2 separate regions of the Homo sapiens genome follow, and region 2 is linked to region 1. A link is a contact called in ENCODE Hi-C or POLR2A ChIA-PET data. All regions are on one chromosome and are shown on one strand. The core of a region is the stretch at or near the end of the contact, and the rest is flanking DNA. Distances in the headings are between cores, read along the strand shown. Region 1 has its middle 17 kb from the start of CBFA2T3. Region 2 has its middle 54 kb from the start of CBFA2T3.

Region 1 (7,208 bases), core at 1,830-4,329:
TCAGTGACGTCATCAGGGACCCTGGCCCGCTCCCTCTCATGCCTTGTCGTGGCCTCTGCCAGGCCCGCTGTCATCCGGCCTGTCGTGGCCTCTGCCCGGCCTGCTGTCATCCGGCTTGTCGTGGCCTCTGCCCGGCCTGCTGTTGTCCGACCTGTTGCCTCATGGTTCCCAGATGGGTGCTGCAGCTCCAAGAGTCACAGCTTCTGACCACTGCGTTCAGGGAAGGAAGAGAAAGAGCCAGGGAGGAAAATCTCTTCCAGAAACCTCATGCAGTTCTCCCCTTTCAGCTGACTGGCTAAGCCGGGTCTCACAGCCGTGTCTGGCTGCCAGGGAGCTGGGAAAGTTCTGTGGGGTCCCTGCCTTTCGGGGGGATAAAGGCAAGGGCTCAGAGGGAACAGAGTTAGCCGTGGCCATGGAAGGAAGAGCAGAGCTTCCTCCAGGCTGAGTGGGGCCGGAACACTGCTGGGCCCAGCTCTAGTCGGCGGGAGGCTGTGTGCTGTGTTGGGGAGCGGATTTGGCACCTGAGTGTGTGCCTCAGTGACAGTACCTGTGCTCTGGGGCTCAGGATGGGGTGACAGGACAGCACCACCCCAGGTGTGGACAGCAGGCTTAGACTGGTGATGAGGGGGCTTGTCCTGGGGAGGGCCTCAGGCAGCTCTGTTAGACCCAAAGTAGGAGAGCTTCTTGCAACGGAGGCCTGGAGCAAATTCACGCCTGCAGAGCGGAGGAGCCCTCCTCTTCCCAGGTGGAACCCCACGTGTACCTCTTCTCCGAGGAGGCTCCTTGGGGAGCTGTGTGGATCCTTCCCACTTTCCCTCCACCTGGGGCTGCCTCTCTCCCCTGCCTAGCTTCGAGGGATGGGGATGGTGGCTGGCTGGGAGCCCTGTGTCCCCTCACTATGATGGGGACCCTCAGCTGTACCCGCCTGAGGGCTGCAGCCGACTCATGGTGCCCCTTGCCTGGCTGTTCCGAGGAGTCCGGAAGAGGCTCACTTCTACATTTGCCCTGAAAATCTCAATTTTTGCTTTAAAATGCAGCAGCGACTGGGCAAGGTAGGGCTCACGCTTGTAATCCCAGCACTTTGGGAGGCCGAGGCGGACAGATCATCTGAGGTCAGGTGTTTAAGACCAGCCTGGCTAACATGGTGAAACCCTATTGCTACTAAAGACACAAAAATTAGCTGGGCCTGGTGGCACATGACTGTAATCCCAGCTCCTCGGGAGGCTGAGGCAAGCGAATCACTTGAACCTGGGAAGCGGAGGTTGCAGTGAGCTGAGATCGTGTCACTGCACTCCAGCCTGGGCGACAGAGTAAGACTCTGTCTCAAAAAATAAATAAATAAAATGCAGCAGCCCTGGTCCCCTTAGGAACCCTTTCCTCCACAAATACCCCTGTTTACCTGAACACAAGGCTGGGGGCTGTGTTTCTTTTGTGTCCCCAGTGCCTAGACTCGTACCAGGCACACAGTAGGTGCTTTGTACGTGTTTGTAGAAGGAACGAATGAACAGTGCCCCTGTGATGGGCCCAGGGAGCCCAACGTGACCCACACAGCACATGCCTGATCACACGTGGGCGCTGGGGGGCGTGTTATGTGTCTGCTTGTTTGTAAATGTGAGTCTTTTCTTTCCAGACAGACTGGAGCCCGAGGGTAGGAATTTGTTTTTCCAAGACTCCAGACTCCAGCCCATGACAAAAGCCAAACACACAGCTGGCGACCCGCGGGCCCGGAGCTGCCTGGTGACTGGGATACCCCAGGCTGCCCAAACAACTGGGTACCCTGGAACGTGGCGGCCTCGTGGATTCTGGAGGCCGAGGCCTCCGCATCCTGGTGAGGTGCATGGCTTCTCTCTGGGCCTGCTGTGTCTGTGATGTGGGGCTCCCTGACCGCCTGGGCCTCAGTTTCCCCACCATCCTACAGGGATAACGGGGTATAGTGAGAGAAAGTCAGTTGTTCTCTGCAGAAAGCACCCCGGGCCGGGAGTGCTGGGGGCGGGCTGGGACTCTGCTGCTGACGGCTGGGCGACCGTGGGGACGTCTTCCTGGGCCACCTCCGCATCCCACCCCCGGGGTCATCGCCTCTACAGGGTGGGGCTGGGGCTCTGAGTCTGCAGACAACTCCACATCCGGCAGCCCATCTCTGTGCCTGGGAACTTCCCCCAGTCTGCCCAAGGTGGCCCGAGAGATACTGGGCAGGGGGCTGGGAGCGTTCCTGCTGTGACAGAGGCAGTTACCCGGCCTGCTTGGCCTTCCTCTGAGTTTATCTCCCATAGCCCAGCCAGGCCGCCTCCTTATCACGGCCACGGTGAACTGGGGGCAGGGGTCACAGCGTCAGGCGCCCCTTCAAGAGGCTTCTACCCAAATCCCCAGCCACCCCGAGGTACTCCTTCCCCAGGGGCACCTGGAGTGTCTCCCATCAGCTGCCTGGGTGGGCTCCCAGCCCCCCATCAGCTGCCTGGGTGGGCTCCCAGCCCCAAGCGCGAGAGCCCTGTTCCCTCGGCTGCCTGCGGCTTCCCCCACCCCCACCGCCCAGGGCTGTTTTGCTCTCACACCTGTGCTCTGAGTCTCTGAGTCGGTTCACATCAGCCCTCGAATCTAACCGAATCCAAAAATATGAAGCCGGGGCCCATCTGTCGGCCAACTGATGAGCGCAAATGAGCTCTGGATTTCAGACGAGGCCGGCAGCCGGTCAGGGATGTTAGGAGCGGCACCTGCTGCCCAGCTTCCCTGTCCCCCTCTCGTTCCTCAGCCCCTCCCAGCCCCAAGATCCTCTGGAGGGGCTGGCTCCTGCTCCACCAAGTGGGAGGAGTGTCCTGGGGCCTCCACAAGAGCCAGGCCCACCAGCTGGGACCCTTTGCTGTGAGCCTGTGCTCAGAGCCCAGCCCCGGGCTGCAGCTGGGCAGGAGCTGGGTCCGCTCTGGGTGGAGACACTGGCAGCACTGCGGCTGCCTCACAGCCTCAGCACTTGCTTCCCCCTGCCGGGAGCACCATCCCCAGGGGCCCCAGGACTCCTTCCCCTCCATCCCAACACGTGGTTGGGACTAAACAATATGTTTGCAACTTGTTTTGGGGTTCACATGAGGGTTCCATCTGCTTCATGTAACGGATGCCCTTACTGCTCTTATGTCCAGAGGGGGTGGAGAGGAAACAAAGCAGATGCCCCTCCCTCCTTCCTCCCTCCCTCTTCCCTCCCTCCTCCTCCCTCCTTCCTGCCTCCTCCCTTCCTCCCTCCCTCCTTCCTCCCCCCTCCTCTCTCCTCCCTCCTCCCTCCCTCTTCCCTCCTCCTTTCCCCTTCTTCTCTTCCTCTCTCTCCCCTCCTCCCTCCCTTCCTCCTCCTTCCTCTTTCCTCCTCCCTCCCCCCTCCTCTCCCTCCCTCTCCCCTCCTCCCTCCTCCCTCTTCCCTCCCCCTTCTTCTCTCCCTCCCTCCTCTCTTCCCTCCTCCTTCCTCCTCCTCCCTCCTCCCTTCTTCCCCTCCCTTTCTCCTCCCTCCCTTTTTTTCTCCTTCTTCCCTTCTGTGAGAGCCAGAACCAGGGGCCCAGTGAGGAGGCTGTGGTTTTGGAGTCTGAGGTTGGGGCTGGACAGGGGAGGTATGGCTGGCAGCTGGGAGGAGCTGGAATCTGGCTGTAGCTGGGGAAGAAGCAACAGGACCGTCCGGCAGATGAGAAAACTGAGGTTACCTGGAGTCGGTCGGCCCTGCCCCTGCCCCATAACGTGCCCCCCAGGCACCTGTGCACGAGGCTTCTCTGTGGTCAGCACCTGTTCAGCTCCAGGGATGGCCGAGGGAGCCCCAGGACCAGGAGTCTTGGTGGCTCAGGAGGAACTGGGCCTGTCCAGAGTCCTGGGGTCCGAGAGCACGGATGCTGAGGCAGGTTCAGCCCTTGCTGGACAGGTCGGAGACCTGCTTCCAGGCCAGCGAAGCCCAGGGGGCCTGTCTACCACCCACCTCCCTCAGCTCCTGTCCTGGGCGTTTTGCTTTGGTACCAGGACCGGGCGGTGGCATGGGCTCCACTCCCTTCTCCCATGGGACGGATGAAGCCACTGAGAGCCAGGGTCTCCCAGGCAGGAAAAGGCAGCACCAGAATTGGAACCCAGTGCCCCCTCAGTGCCAGGCATCCATGACCCCAGTCCCCAAGTGGCTGAGCCGTGGGACCCAGATGAGACCTCCCTGCGGCAATTGGGGCCCCGAGCTGGGCGGCCCTAAGGCCACAGTCAGGCTCTCACAAGCGGCTTGGGGCAAGGGCTCCCCCAACAGCAAGCCAGGTTTGGGGCCTGGCTGGGGATCCCTGGCTGTCCCCAATCCTCGCAAGCCTGTTTGCCCATCCCTCAAATGGGGATCAGGAGAAGCCAGTTCTCCTAGTGTTTGCATTGAAATCTGCCCAGGTCTGTGGCTTGCGAGCCTTTCTGAGCACAATCTACAGTGAGGAAGGCATTTTATCTCCTCACAATATTCACGTGCTCTTGTGTGTTCTGCAAATGACACAGCAATGCCACTTAGACGCACGAGAGTCTATGTGATTTCTGTGTGCGTGAATGTGGGATCTGTTCACGCTCACACGTGGCGGACAGCAGCCCTTCCCCTTCCCCTTCCCCTTGGAGAAGTGCCGTGGCTTCCATTTTATTTACTGTAGCATTTCTTTTACCTTTGCACTGTGAAGTGCACACGCCCTTGGGGCAGCAGGAAACAGAGCAGGTGGGACGCCCTGAGCCCCTGCATCCTCCACGGCTGCCCCAGGAGGTGGCTTCAGCCCCAGCACGAGCTGCGATCACATCCCTGCTTTCTCCGTCGTTTTAGGCCTCTGTGCGTGTCCCTTCCTCAGCACAGCGTCGCCTGCCTGTGGCCGGGACCCGACGTCTTTTTCGCCTCCTTGCCTCTGAGTTCTGTTTCGTGTGGGGGGTGAGTCTCAGGCTCCCACGTTCCTGCCGCACAGCATTGCTGGAGGAGACATCTCCTCGCTTCATTTGTCTGTCCCGCCAGGCTGCTGTGGGACGTTCACAGTCACAAACTGCAGCGTCATAGGAAACGTACCTTTGGCCTCTGCCCCAGTTCCTGGCATGGAGCTCCTAACCCTTAGCCTTTCCGGGATGCCAGGAGCATCCTTTGTTCTACTGAGGTACCCATGGGGGCTCCTGGATGGGGGCTGCACATCAGAGAGCCCCCCCTAGGATTAGAAGCCTAGAACTCTCAGCCCCAGCCCCTGGGAAGAAGAGGGCTGGGACGCTGAGGTCATCAGGGGTCATGCTTATGTGATGAAGCCTCAAAAGAAATCCCTAAAAGACAAAAGACAGGACTTGGGAGCATCCAGGGTGGAAACACATCAGTGCCGTGAGGGCGGCCACCCCCACTCAGTGGGGACAGGGCTCCTGCGCTCTGGAAGCTTCCGGACCCCACCCTACGGACCCCGTCCTGCGAGTCCTTTGTAACATCCTCTATAATAAACCAGCATGTGTAAGTGTTTCTGAGTCCTGTGAGCTGGCCTAGCACACACCAGACCGGGGCTCAGGGCTCACAGGAGTCTGGGTTTACAGCTGGTCAGTGAGAAGCACAGGTGGCCTGACCCAGAGACTGGCGCTGAAGTGGGGGCAGCTGCAGGACAGCCCTGGGCTCCCCGGGTCTGCGGTGACTCAATGTAATCAGGCTAAATCGTAGGGCTCCCCACGGTCATCCACAGAGAGCTGGAGACTGGCTCTGTGTGGAAAGCTCCCACGTCCAGGGCCCCGGAATGAGTGGCTGTCTGAGAAAGGAGCTTGTTTCCCTCTTCCCAGACCCAGTGCCCGGCATCCAGGCACACACAGTCTCTCTGGGGTACACGGGCACCTCGTCCTGGGGCCTGTGCCTCTCAGCACCCACACTTTCCATTTTATTCTGTCTCACTAAAAAAGGCTGCTCACGATCCGCTAAATGGGTTCGCGTCCCCTGCAGGGACCGGCCACCCCCGCAGCCTGACAAAGGCTGGCCTACAGGTGCCGGGAGGGCCGAGGGGTGGCCCTCGGGCACAGGGTGACACTGCAGCCTTGGAGGTCCCTGGGACCCCAGCCCCATCCTGCTCACCCAGCCTCTCACCCCTTTTAGCCATCAACGAAAGGGGCAGCCCCTGGCGTGGAGCGGGGGGGCCTCTGGGACCCTGTGCCATCCCCTGGTGACAGCTGGAGTCTGCTCTGGTGGCTGGCGTGGGAGTCTTTCGGGGCTGCCGTGATAAATCAGCACAGACCAGGAGCTTCCACAGCAAGGATCTGTTCTCCCACGGCTCTGAGACCAAGCTGTCTGCAGGGCCGGCTCCTTCTGCGGTGCTGGAGGGGTGGGGGCGGGCATCTGCTCCAGGCCTCTCTCCAGGTTCTGGGGGATGGGGGAGTCTCTGGTGCGCCCGGCGGGTTCTGGGGGATGGGGGAGTCTCTGGTGCGCCCGGGCTTGTGGGTGCATCACCACGATCTCCGCCTCCCTCTTCACCCAGCGTTCTCCCTGCGTGCACAGCTCAGTGTCCACACCTGCCCTTTCTAGAAGGAAGCTAGTTCTGTGGGGTGAGGGCCCACCCTAGCGATCTCACCTGGATCATCTTGAAAGACCCTATTTCCCAGGAAGGCCATCGTCTGTGGTGTTGGGGGGTTAGAACTTCAACTTATAAATTGGTGGGGGGCTCCATCCAACCCGTAAGGTAAACCTCTTAGGCCTCACAGTCTTGGGTGGGGGCGTATCCCCTTGGGCTTCCCAGAGCCAGCACCTGTGGGGACTGAGGGTGGAGTAGGAGTTTGACCCTCGAGACAGGGTTCCAGATCTTGGCAGGTGCAGCCCTCCTAAATGAGTCCATCCATGGTGGGTGAGCCTCCTGCACCCTTTCGCCCATCTTCTGGGCTCCTGGCCTTGAGCCATTCATGTTTTGACCCTCGAGAGAGGGCTCCAGATCTTCGCAGGTGCAGCCACCCTAAATGAGTCCAGCCATGGTGAGTGAGCCTCCTGCACCCCTTCACCCATCTTCTGGACTCCTGGCCTTGAGCCTCAATCAACTGGCTTGGATGAGAAGCCAGTCACACTGGATTGGGCCAATAATATGGGTTTTGGGACTGAGTCAATGCAGCCCTTCTCAGCCGCCTGCACTGGTGCCTGCAGGTGACTCATCTGGGCTGCCACACACATCACCCTCCAGGGCATTGAATTCCAGCCCGGCCAGGGCTGCGGGGGCTGGTGGGAGGCTGGGCCTGGGGCAGCTACCAAACCA
Region 2 (6,804 bases), core at 3,382-5,881, 39 kb after region 1:
TCAACTAAGTCATGTTGGTTGATATGTTGTTTTTGTCTTTTGCATCCTTGCTGATTTTCTGTCTGCACATTCAGTTGCTGAGAGAGGAGCACTGAACGCCCTAGAATTGTGGGTTTGTCTGTGTTTCTCTGTGGATCTATGTTGCTTCCCATATTTTGAAACTGTTATTAAATGTGTGTATATTTAGGATTGTTTTGTGTTTCTGATGAACTGACAAGTTTATGACTATATGTTCCTCCTTAATTCTGATAATATGGTCTTGCAGTCTATTTTGTCTGATATTAATGAAATCACTCCAGCTTGCCTATAGTACTATTTGTGTGATGTATCTTTTTCCATCCTCTTACTTTCAAACTATCTGTGCTTTATATTTAAACTATTCTCTTGCAGACAACAGATGGTTGAGTCTAGCTTTTTTAAATCCAGACTGGCAATCTTTGCTTTTGTAAATTTAAGTTTTATTATCTTTGCTTTTTAACTGAAGTGTTAGTCAATTTACACTTAATGTAATTATTGACATGTTTGGGCATAAATCATCTTGCTATTTGTTTTATATTTGTCCCCCTTGGTTTTTGTTTTGAATTTTCCTCCTTTCTTGCCTTCTTTTGAATTATTTAATTATTTCTTAGTATTCCATATTCTTTAATAAAAAACATTTATTTAGAGATGGGGTCTTACTCTGTCACCCAGGCTGGAGTACAGTGGCACAATCCTAGCTGACTGTAACCTCAAACCCCTGGGCTCAAGCAATCTTCCCACCTCAGCCTCCTGAGTAGCTGAGACTAGATGAGAGGCACTGTGCCCAGCTAATTTAAAAAATCTTTTTGGAGAGACAGGGTCTCACTGTGTTGCCTAGGCTGGTCTTGAACTGCTGGGCTCAAGTGATCCTTCCACATCAGCCTCCCAAAGTGTTGGGATTACAGGTGTGAGCCATGGTGCCTGGCCATTTTATTTATTTCATATACGTATACGTGTGTGTGTGTGTGTATTTATTTATTTGGAGGCTACACTTCTGTTTAGGATTTTAACAGCTGCACCAAGGATTACAGTGTCTACCTTGCATTTATATTATTTTGCTTCATGTAGAATGGAAGAAAATTGCAATATGGTACCATTTACCCATGTTTGTGTTTCAGTCATACATTCTACTTCACAAATATTATGACTCTTATAATATCTTTTTATTATTTTTACTTAAAATGGTCAGTTGTCTTTAACATAAAATTAATACAGGAGTAAAGCACACTTTATATTAATATATGGGTAAAGCAGACTTTATATTAATACATGAGTAAAGGGGACTTTATATTAATATATGAGTAAAGCGGACTTTATATTAATACAGGAGTAAAGGGGACTTTATATTAATATATGAGTAAAGGGGACTTTATATTAATATATGAGTAAAGGGGACTTTATATTAATACAGGAGTAAAGCAGACTTTATATTAATACATGAGCAAAGGGGACTTTATATTAATATATGAGTAAAGGGGACTTTATATTAATATATGAGTAAAGGGGACTTTATATTAATATATGAGTAAAGGGGACTTTATATTAATATATGAGTAAAGGGGACTTTATATTAATATATGAGTAAAGGGGACTTTATATTAATATATGAGTAAAGCGGACTTTATATTAATACAGGAGTAAAGGGGACTTTATATTAATATATGGGTAAAGGGGACTTTATATTAATACAGGAGTAAAGCAGACTTTATATTAATATATGAGTAAAGGGGACTTTATATTAATATATGAGTAAAGGGGACTTTATATTAATATATGAGTAAAGGGGACTTTATATTAATATATGAGTAAAGGGGACTTTATATTAATATATGAGTAAAGGGGACTTTATATTAATATATGAGTAAAGGGGACTTTATATTAATATATGAGTAAAGCGGACTTTATATTAATACAGGAGTAAAGGGGACTTTATATTAATATATGGGTAAAGGGGACTTTATATTAATACAGGAGTAAAGCAGACTTTATATTAATATATGAGTAAAGGGGACTTTATATTAATATATGAGTAAAGGGGACTTTATATTAATACAGGAGTAAAGCAGACTTTATATTAATATATGAGTAAAGGGGACTTTATATTAATATATGAGTAAAGGGGACTTAATACAGGAGTAAAGCAGACTTTATATTAATACATGAGTAAAGGGGACTTTATATTAATATATGAGTAAAGGGGACTTTATATTAATACAGGAGTAAAGCAGACTTTATATTAATATATGAGTAAAGGGGACTTTATATTAATATATGAGTAAAGGGGACTTTATATTAATACATGAGTAAAGCAGACTTTATATTAATATATGAGTAAAGGGAACTTTATATTAATATATGAGTAAAGGGGACTTTATATTAATATATGAGTAAAGGGGACTTTATATTAATATATGAGTAAAGGGGACTTTATATTAATATATGAGTAAAGGGGACTTTATCTTAATACAGGAGTAAAGGGGACTTTATATTAATTCATGAGTAAAGCGGACTTTATATTAATACATGAGTAAAGCAGACTTTATATTAATATATGAGTAAAGCAGACTTTATATTAATATATGAGTAAAGGGGACTTTATATTAATACAGGAGTAAAGCAGACTTTATATTAATATATGAGTAAAGGGGACTTTATATTAATATATGAGTAAAGGGGACTTTATATTAATACAGGAGTAAAGCAGACTTTATATTAATATATGAGTAAAGGGGACTTTATATTAATATATGAGTAAAGGGGACTTTATATTAATACAGGAGTAAAGCAGACTTTATATTAATACATGAGTAAAGGGGACTTTATATTAATATATGAGTAAAGGGGACTTTATATTAATACAGGAGTAAAGCAGACTTTATATTAATATATGAGTAAAGGGGACTTTATATTAATATATGAGTAAAGGGGACTTTATATTAATATATGAGTAAAGGGGACTTAATACAGGAGTAAAGGGGACTTTATATTAATTCATGAGTAAAGCAGACTTTATATTAATACATGAGTAAAGCAGACTTTATATTAATATATGAGTAAAACAGACTTTATATTAATATATGAGTAAAGGGGACTTTATCTTAATACAGGAGTAAAGGGGACTTTATATTAATATATGAGTAAAGGGGACTTTATCAATACAGGAGTAAAGGGGACTTTATATTAATTCATGAGTAAAGCAGACTTTATATTAATACATGAGTAAAGCAGACTTTATATTAATATATGAGTAAAGCAGACTTTATATTAATACGTGGGTAAAGGGGACTTTCTATTTACTTCATGTTTGCCACCTCCAGGGCTCTTCACGTCTTTGTGTGGATCTGAAATTCCATGTGGCATCATTTCCCTTCAGCCTGAAGGGCTTCCTTCACATTTATTTATGTACAGTTCTTCTAGTGATTCATTTTCTCAGATTTTGTTTATCTGAATGCTTTATCTCACCTTAATTTTTGAAGGACTTTTTTTTCCTGCAGAGTGTAGGATTTTGAGCTCACAGTTCTAACACTCTAAAGATACTGTTCCATTGTCCTCTGGCTTGCATTGTTTCTGATTAGAAGTCAAAGATTTTGTTTGTTTTGAGAGGGAGTCTCACTCTGTCACCCAGGCTGGAGTGCAGTGGCACGATTTCAGTTCATTGCAACCTCTGCCTCCCTGGTTGAGGCGATTCTCGTGCCTGAGCCTCCTGGGAAGCTGGGATTACAGGTATGTGCCACGATGCCTGGCTAATTTTTGTATTTTTAGTAGAGATGGGGTTTCAGCCTATTGGCCAGGTTGGTCTCGAACTCCTGACCTCAGGTGATCACCCGTGTTAGCCTCCCACAGGGCCGGGATTATAGGCATGACCTGCCATGCCTAGGCTCTTTGGATTGTTTTTATGTATCCATCTTCAAGTTTGCTAACCATTTCTTCTGTAGTCCAATCCTCTGTTGGACTCATCTAGTGAATTTTAAATTTTAGATATTATAATATTTAGTTCTAGATTTTTTAATATCATTTCCCCTTCCATAGTTTCCATTCTTTTGAGAATCTCTATCTCCTCACTCATGTCTTTCTCTTCTTTTAAATCTTTCTCTTTGAATTCCAACATCTGTGTCATCTCTGGCTCTGTTCTATCAACTTCTCTTCTGGTTAAATTTGCCTGCTTCTTTGCATATATAATAATTTTTATTGTATGCTGAACATCATGGAGGCTATATTGAGAGTTTGGATGATGTTGTCATCTTTAAAGATGGGAAGTTTTGTTCTAGGAGATGGCTGTCAGCTTGAGTTTAGACTTTGCGAGGGCAGGTTCTCAAGCAATCCTTAGCCTGTGGCTAGGATAGTCCTCCTGAGACCTGCCTTACTGGGGTTGTCAGCGAGGTCTTTCCACTCAAGCTGTTTGGGTCACACAGTGTCTTCCAGCACTGTTTTACCTCCAAACTCTTTCCTCCATGCAAAACGCTTTGTCTTGGCCAGGCCTTGTGAAGTCCTTCCTATACGGCTCAAGGGAACTCCTGTACAGATTCCTGGGCTCCTTTTCTTTGCACAGCTTCCTCCTTTCTGTTCGCCGCAAGTTGCGGACACCTCGGCAGCCCCATACTCCCCGCTCTGCTTCTCTGCCTGTTGAGACATCTGTGCTGGGTTGAGTCCCCACTTCCTTGTCCTGTGGTTTGGAAAGTACCTCCCAGCAGAAAGCTTGGGTGCACGTGGAAATATCTGTTGTGCAGTGCCTGAAAACAGTTCATTTACATTTCATCCAGTTAAACAATTGTTTATAGAAGGAGGATGAGCCTGACGGACACCCGTGATTTTTATCATGGCTGGGAGTGGACGCCATGCCCTGCCTTGGCAGCATCCTGCCTTCCCACTTGTAGTGCCGTTCCCACCACACCCTCAGTCCCATCAGAGCCCCTCGTTCCTCCTGGCCCCATCCACACGCTACATCTCAGTAATGCGTCCCTGATCTGCACTCTGAGCCTCACCCGTCCTCCCCTGATCTGCACTCTGAGCCTCACCCGTCCTCCCCTGATCTCCACTCTGAGCCTCACCCGTCCTCACCTGATCTCCGCTCTGAGCCTCACCCGTCCTCACCTGATCTCCGCTCTGAGCCTCACCCGTCCTCACAGGCGTCTTCACTGCTTGTGTGCCCTCTGAAAATTCTCTGTGGCATCTGGCACAACGTGGCTTCAACAAAGGTGGATTTATCTGAATTGGGGCTGAAGCAGTGGGAACTGCTCTCACGAACCACTCCTGGTCTTTCAGTTGGGCCAGAGCCGGCATTTAAAGGCGTGGAGGGGAGTCTGGACTGTCAGAAATTCAACCTCTTTATTTTCTAGATGAGGAAATGGATCCAGAAAAGTTTCATAATGTATTTCAATTATGTCATTTATTTATTTATGATTTTTTAAAATTTTGAGAGGGAGTTTCACTCTTTTTGCCCAGCCTGGAGTGCAGTCGTGTGATCTCAGCTTACCGCAACCTGCACATCCCAGGTTCAAGCGATTCTCCTGCCTCAGCCTCCTGAGTAGCTGGGATTGCAGGCATGTGCCACCATACCGGGCTAATTTTGTATTTTTAGTAGAGATGGGGTTTCTCCATGTTGGTCAGACTGGTCTCGAACTCCCAACCTCAGGTGATCCACCCACCTCGGCCTCCCAAAGTGTTGGGAGTACAAGCGTGAGTCACTGCGCCCGGCCTATTTATTTATTTATTTATTTAAAGTATCAAACAGCAGCCATGAGTTAGGCTCTGGGGATACAGAGAAATTGCTTTGCCCTCAAAAAGCTCTGAGATGGTAGAGTGGGGGAAATAGAGGAATAAACGAGTGGCATCCACTCAGGACCCTGCGTGGTGTGAGCTTGCCGGGGAAAGCCTGGTACAGGCAGGGAAGACCTGGAGGAAGGCAGGGAGGCTGAGCTGTGAGGTCATCGGGAGAGGGCCAGGAAGGGGCACGTCCATGCCACCGGGAGAGCATGTGGAAGGGCCCCAGGGGCCCTGCGAGGACAGTTTTGAGGGTGCACGTGGTGCCCTGAGGATTTGGGGCAAGGGCTGGCATGGGAGGGTGAACTCGATGGGATGGCAGTGAGGAGCAGCAGGAGGTTCCAGGCCAGGGCAGGGTGATCCAGTGTGTTGTTTCTGTCCAGCCACCGTGGCTGGACAGGCCAGAGGAGAGGGGGTGTGGGAGGCAGTGGGCAGCTGGGAGCTCTTCCAGAGAGGGGGTCATGGGATGAAGCAGAGGAGGTGGGCTCTAGGGGGACTCAGGAGGTAGAAGGGGAAGCAGACCCCCTCCCCACAGCCAATTTGCTGTTCCAAAGCTGAGACCAAGGCCCGAGGGCACCCAGGGAGCGTGTGTGCTGCCATTCACCCTGCATCTGTGCTGGTGCTCCGGTCGTGGTGCCGGGATTTGCTCTCACTGGTGAGGGAAGAGACTTGGGTTCATGGAGGGGCAGAAGGTGCCATGCCCTGGCTCACACAGCACACGGGCAGGGCTGGGGCCAGAGCCCAGCACTCGGACTGCAGGCAAGTGCATGGCCTCCCTGGGCGTCCACCCGCACTGCAGGGCTGAGCTGAGCAAATGTTAGTGGGTGGCCAGAGCTGCACGTGCACACACACACTCAAGCATGGGTTCCCCCCCACAAGTTCACACACACACTCACGTGTGGATTCACCTGCACTCACATGCGTGGGTTCACCCGCACGCATTCACACACACATGTGTGGGTTCACCTACACTCACACTCATGCTTGGGTTCACCCACACGCACTCACACACACACGCGTGGGTTC

The links. Hi-C counts contacts between places; a loop is a spot of excess contacts on that map. ChIA-PET counts read pairs that join two places held with the same protein, here RNA polymerase II (POLR2A). Pooled maps may share reads with other maps.
Region 2: a loop to region 1 is called in a pooled map, with 1.8 times the contacts of the local background. The contact joins two enhancer-like sites. A Hi-C loop is called at or near these places in 7 of 168 maps with a recorded cell type or tissue (ACHN, B cell, Caco-2 and 3 more), 3 of 37 single-sample maps with no recorded cell type and 10 of 50 pooled maps. POLR2A ChIA-PET finds 5 or more read pairs at or near these places in 6 of 52 experiments (A673, GM12878, Panc1 and 3 more).

Annotation. Positions count from the first base shown.
Region 1 is chr16:88,990,397-88,997,604 of GRCh38, forward strand. No RefSeq gene overlaps it. Among named protein-coding and RNA genes, the nearest start is that of CBFA2T3, 17 kb to the left of the region's middle. RefSeq lists an enhancer at 593-4,219. Within about 2 kb of position 3,080, at least 2 of the 41 ENCODE cell types and tissues checked have a DNase peak (open chromatin) inside an H3K27ac peak, as active enhancers do.
Region 2 is chr16:89,027,525-89,034,328 of GRCh38, forward strand. No RefSeq gene overlaps it. Among named protein-coding and RNA genes, the nearest start is that of CBFA2T3, 54 kb to the left of the region's middle. RefSeq lists enhancers at 4,576-4,635, 4,646-4,705. Within about 2 kb of position 4,632, at least 5 of the 41 ENCODE cell types and tissues checked have a DNase peak (open chromatin) inside an H3K27ac peak, as active enhancers do.